Regions from separate parts of the Homo sapiens genome. Here region 1 is linked to region 2. The links are chromatin contacts, found by POLR2A ChIA-PET in ENCODE. All regions are on one chromosome and are shown on one strand. The core of a region is the stretch at or near the end of the contact, and the rest is flanking DNA. Distances in the headings are between cores, read along the strand shown.

Region 1 (2,940 bases), core at 206-2,705, 490 kb after region 2:
TGTCTGATTTGCCCCTCTGGTAGAAAAGTGTCTGATTTGCCTCTCTGGTAGAAAAATCTTACAATTGTTGTTCTCCATGGCTGAGAGATAAAATAGAATTTGTGGCCACACCATTTATTTTCACATCAGCGAGTGAAACCTGGATAGTCCTTCTTCCAATCAGCAACTTTCCTAGTCTTTATCATATGCTTTATCACACTTCAGGTCTACTTCTTTAGATCTTTAGTGACTATAATTAATTCATCCCCTTAGAAGCCACAGCAGGCCTCCTGAAGTTCTTATAGCCTGGCTGCTCACACAGACCAATTTCTAAAGCATCTTAGAACAAATCTGACCCCATATCAGAATTTACTCTTTTTTTTTTTGAGACAGAGTCTCTGTTTCCCAGGCTGGAGTGCAGTGGTGCAGTTTTGGCTCACTGCAGCCTCCGCCTCCAGGATTCAAGCGATTCTCCTGCGTCAGCCTCCTGAGTAGCTGGGATTACAGGTGCACGCCACCACGCCCGGCTAATCTTTGTATTTTCAGTAGAGACAGGGTTTCACCATGTTGGTTATGTCTCAAACTCTTGACTTCGTGATCCACCTGCCTCAGCTTCCCAAAGTGCTGAGATTACAGGCATGAACCACCGTGCCAGCCAGAATTTACATTTTTAATACATTTGATCAAATTACAACATGGTTTTTAATTGAAATATATAATGATTCACACTGGTACACAATGCTGTACTATGCAAATGTGTATATAGAAAGAGAGAAAGAATAAGAAACATATATATTAACAGTCTTTGCATTGGGCCTTTGAATGCCCTTGTCAAAACACAATTTGTTCTAATGAATAAGAAGGTCAGGGAGTCAGAGTGTCTGTATACTAGAGCATGAGTATTGAAAAGTTCAAGACCTCCTCTTTTAATAACCTCCTTATAGCCATAAGGTAAATAACAGCCCGACTAGATCTATTTCTTAAATAGAAATGATGGTAAAACACTCAGTACTTTTCCCTCGGAATTAAATAAAATAATGCATGTAAAAATACTGTGTAAATATGAGTCACTCTGTAAATATTAGTGTTAAGGTCATCACCAAAAACCCATAAACTGTTAATGACCTTCTTCAAAATATGCCTCTCCCAAAAGGCTTGAAAAGTGTTTCCACATTAAATCAAGTTGACCTGCTGAGGCCAGAATAAACAACAACTCTTCTAACTAGCAGCTTCATTTTCATGGGTAAATTAGCTTCAAAAAAGGCAGGCATTGGTAAGAAGCCTAAGGCATGTTTGTTACCAAAAAAATCATACTGTATGAATGAGCATTTACTATGTCAAAAGGTTTTTTTTTTTTTTTTAACATGTTTGGGTTTGTTTAACCTTAATCACAGCCTAATGCTGGCTGCCATTTTTGCATGGCTGTTTCTCAGGTGGTTAATTTCTGGTGAGGACAGTGTTGCTGGTTTCTACTCTGAGCCCAGCAGGTCAGTCCGGCTCAACTAGGCGTGGCCAGAAACATCATCTCTATGTAATTTCCTTTTCGGTGATGGGAGAAAGAAAAATATGTATTTCCTGGAAAATGTGTTTTGTACAGTCATCTTAAATTCCACAAGGGGAAAAAAGTAAACTTCCTTTAAAGATATACATATTTAACACTTTCATATGAGGACTTCTCCTTAGAAACAGTGATTTCATTTAAAAAAAATATATATTTAGGATTCAGAGACATGAAGGGTTCCATACCCTCAAAAATTAGAAAAATACTGCCTTGGAGAATGTGGAATAGGCAGACATTTTTTACATGTTATCTTAATATCACCAACAGCAAAACGTTATTTATTGAGTAATCACCAAATGTGGTCTATGTGGGCTGCCATAGTGGGAGGCCATGTAGAGCCAATTAACAGCTTCAGTTTCCATCTCCTGGAAGTTAAAATCAGACACCTCAGCTTGGAAACAGGTTTATAAGCAGGTTTCAGCTTACCCCACTTCTGAAGGGGCAGCCTGGAACACGCTGACTCATAAGAAATCTTTGCAATCATAACAAATGGCTCATGTCCTGCGTTAGGCTGACGCATGATCTTATCGTACCCTAGTGGGAAAAGTCCTTCATTCTTAGATCAGTCCTCAGTTCCAAATGGCCATGCCTGTCCTTCATAGAATCTGCTATTCTATGAGACTGACCAATGGCTAGTTTCTAACGGCCTTCACCTTCTTCCTACGCCGCAAACCCTAATACAGTCTCCATCCACGGACTCCCCTCCTTTACAGCACTGCGTCTCTCACATCCCCACGTCTCATTTTCCCTCCCTGCTTCTTTTGCATTTCTAGATGCCCAGACTCAGTGAGAACTGGCAGCATTAAAAGCGCCACCTGTTTAGTTCAGTATCTGGAGCCCTTCCTCCCTGCTGAAGGAGGAGAGGCACGTGAACATTTTGCATGCTGCCAGACGCCTGGTTTACCCACTCCTCTCGGGCAGTTCACTCCCAAACACTAGCCGTTCAAGATGAAGCCTGCTCAACCCCATACTCTATACACAGCCCTGGATTTCTCTGAGCTGGGGGAGACATCTACCAGCCCTACAAGACTGTATTCTATTTCTTGGGGCTCATTTACCACAACATGTGAAAACATGAAATCTCCAGCCTGTTCAGCTATAATCTCAGCTACAGATAATTGGTAGGGCCTTAGACCAGCACGGACATGCTTCGGTCACCTGGATTCCTTGAGATGGAACACAGAGCAGACTGCACGGCTCAGGACAGACTGAGAGTAGAGTCTCCCATGGTGTCTTCCTCAGAATGCTCAACCTATTGACCTGTTCCCATGAGACACATACACATACATGCATGCATGTACTCACACAGACACGCATGTACGCACACAGACACACATGCACACGCACACTCAGACAGGCATGTACTCATTCTTAACCACATTCTTCTAGCCTCTCATGCT
Region 2 (2,882 bases), core at 292-2,791:
ATCTGTAAGCTATGAGAGACCTTTCCTTCACAGTTCTCAGAACAAACCAACCCTGCCCGTATTTTCAGCCTCCAGAACTGTGAGACAACTTTCAGCCTCCAGAACTGTAAGACAATATATTCCTATTGTTTAAGCCACTCAGTTTGTGGGTTTTTATTACAACATCCCTAGCAAACTAATATGCCATCTCAGTGTCACAAGCATATCCCAAGCTTCAGATACCACACTAGGCAAGGCCAGTCCCACATTTGGGAAAATTTGGGCAAAAGCACTCAGAGCACGACTAACCAGAAACATGCCTGCATCTGCCTGCAGCTTGTTCTTATGCTGTGACCCAGATGAATTCAAAGGTTTCTCTTTAAATACTGAATTTGAGTCTATGACAAGACCCATTAAACCTCCCCAGTGTGACATCCAGAAACAACACCAGTAGTCCTTTGCTTATAAGGTAAATAATATATACTATTGTAGATAATTTTAGAGTACAAGCTAAATTCAATAAAAATAAACTTTGTGTTAAATAACAGATCAACATGACATTACTTAAAACAAATGGTTAATAAACATGCAAGATTTTCTATCTCACTGGTAATCAGATTTGAGAAAAAAACTGCTCTTGGCAAACGGAAGATGCTAATACAGTTCACCATTGAACACTGTGAGGGTTAGAAGTGTTGACCCCCATGCAGTCAAAAATCTGAGTATAACTTTTGACTCCGAAAAACTTAACTATTAATAGCCTACTATTAACTGTAGGGCTTACTAATAACGTAAACAGTAGATTAGTTGGTTATATGTATTATATACTGTATTTTTACAATAAAGGCAGAGAAAAAATGTTATTAAAAATTATTATAAGAGAAAAAATATTTTTTATTCACTAAGTGGAAGTGGATCACCATAAAGGTCTTCATCCTTACTGTCTTCATATTGAGTTGATTGAGGAGGAGGAGGAAGAGGAGGGCTGGTCTTGCTGTCAGGGGTGACAGAGGCAGAATAGGTGGAGGAAGTGAAAGAAGAGGCAGAAGAGGCAGGCACATTAGATGTAAATGTTATTGAAAAAAATCCACATGTAAGTGGACCCGCACAGTTCAAATCCATGTTGCTCAAGGATCATCTGTACACATCAGAGAACAAATGCATGCATCCTGAATGAGTGATAGCCTGTTCACTTAGAATACACAACTGGTTCCATTTGTCTTTCTGTTGGCACAATCTGAACCTAAAATTATCTTCCTAGAATACACAGTGACATGAAACCTGTAAAACAAACAAACAAAGAAAAAACCCCTCTATTAGGTACATGTTCATTTCAGGCAACTCTTCTGAGGACAGAAGGTTTGAACATAAAAAATGCCTGAAACAATGAAAAGATAACCTAATATTTAGCTCCTGTATAGACTGAAAAAGTTCAGCCAAAGTGCATTGTTTGGGTTTCTTCTTTCCAACATGTTTTACCCTCAGGCCAGCAAGGTTATACTTTCTCTTCTCACCCCAAGTCTTCATCTTTTCTGGAAAATTTCCAAGCTGAGCCCTGGTCTCAGGTCATAACAACTTGATCTGCTGCACCAGAACACCAAGGGAGTGAGTCATCCCTTTGGATTTGCCTCGGCAGGTCTTCAACAAGTCTTTGTTTCTCTGCCTATCCATCCCTCAACTGCTTGACATTGGCCAGTGTCCATGATGGGTTTTTCTTCTAGTTTCTGTTGCCTTCCATCTTTTTACTTTTTAAAAAATTATAATGATAAAGAAGCGCACAAAGTTAAAAGGGCAGGTTTCACCCCTTTCACCATCACCCTAAGGGTCAAAGGGTTACCAGGGTCAACAGTGTGAGTATCCTTCGAGAGACAGGAATTTCCATCCTCCCCGCCCTGCCCCCTTGCTGTTTAGAGCTCATACTGTACACAGTGTTCTGACTTGCTCTTATCACTCAAAAATATATCATGGACACTCTTCCATGTCAACACATACATAGCTCCCTCATTTTTAAACAGCTATTTATTTTTCTACAGTGTAGATGTGCCCAAATAGAGAAGTAGATGAACCATTCCTCTATTTATAAACGTGGAATGTGGTCCAAATTTTTTTGGCCCTTACAAATAATATTACAATCGGCATATCTGTAAATATATTTTGGCACACTTAATATTTCTGTAGATGAGATCACTTGTAGTGGAAAAGTGTGATTAAAGGATACATGCATTTTTAATATCTATAGGTTCTGCAAATTACTTTCCAAAAATGTTTATTAATTCACACTCCAGTCAGCTAAGTATGAAAGTTCCTATTTCTTATAGATGCAAACACCTGATAGTAAAACATATTTTTGCCAATCTGACAAATAACAGATGCTATCTTGTTTTTATTTATGCTATGATCATTGATGAAGTTGGGTATGTTTTCATATGCTTATTAGCACATAGTCCTTCTTTTGAGAATTGTCTATTTTCTTTGTCCATTTTCTTACCCTTTTGCTGCTTCTCGTTTCATACTGATTTCAAGAAGTTGTCTATATTACCCATATTAACCCTTTCCTGTTGTGTATACATGTTGCATGTATTTTCTCCCCTTAGGTAACATTGTTTATGGTACCCTTCACTTGATAGAAATGTTAAATTTTTATAGTCTTCTCTGTTTAATTTTTTTCTGTTATAGCTTGTGAAATTTTTTCATGATATTTCTAATTAGTATTATAAAGCTCTTATAAGGAGCCCTTATAGCTCCTACCTACAGTACTTACTAAGAAGCAGCCTTCGATTATAAATATTATAAATATTGTAAAAGTCTCCTATATTTTCTTTTAGTCTTTTATAGTTTTTTATGTTTAGATTATTAATCCATCTGGAATTTTTTCTGGAATATGAGCTAAGACAGTGTATTAG

What was found. ChIA-PET counts read pairs that join two places held with the same protein, here RNA polymerase II (POLR2A).
Region 1: POLR2A ChIA-PET joins it to region 2 with 10 read pairs in BJ. The contact joins two enhancer-like sites. POLR2A ChIA-PET finds 5 or more read pairs at or near these places in 2 of 52 experiments (BJ and Panc1).

Annotation. Positions count from the first base shown.
Region 1 is chr2:200,785,561-200,788,500 of GRCh38, forward strand. All of the region lies in intron 3 of BZW1-AS1 (BZW1 antisense RNA 1), which reads right to left. It also overlaps the pseudogene AOX3P-AOX2P and the pseudogene AOX2P. Among named protein-coding and RNA genes, the nearest start is that of BZW1, 25 kb to the right of the region's middle. RefSeq lists an enhancer at 1,749-2,265. Within about 2 kb of position 1,456, at least 10 of the 41 ENCODE cell types and tissues checked have a DNase peak (open chromatin) inside an H3K27ac peak, as active enhancers do.
Region 2 is chr2:200,299,255-200,302,136 of GRCh38, forward strand. No RefSeq gene overlaps it. Among named protein-coding and RNA genes, the nearest start is that of SPATS2L, 6.0 kb to the right of the region's middle. Within about 2 kb of position 1,542, at least 4 of the 41 ENCODE cell types and tissues checked have a DNase peak (open chromatin) inside an H3K27ac peak, as active enhancers do.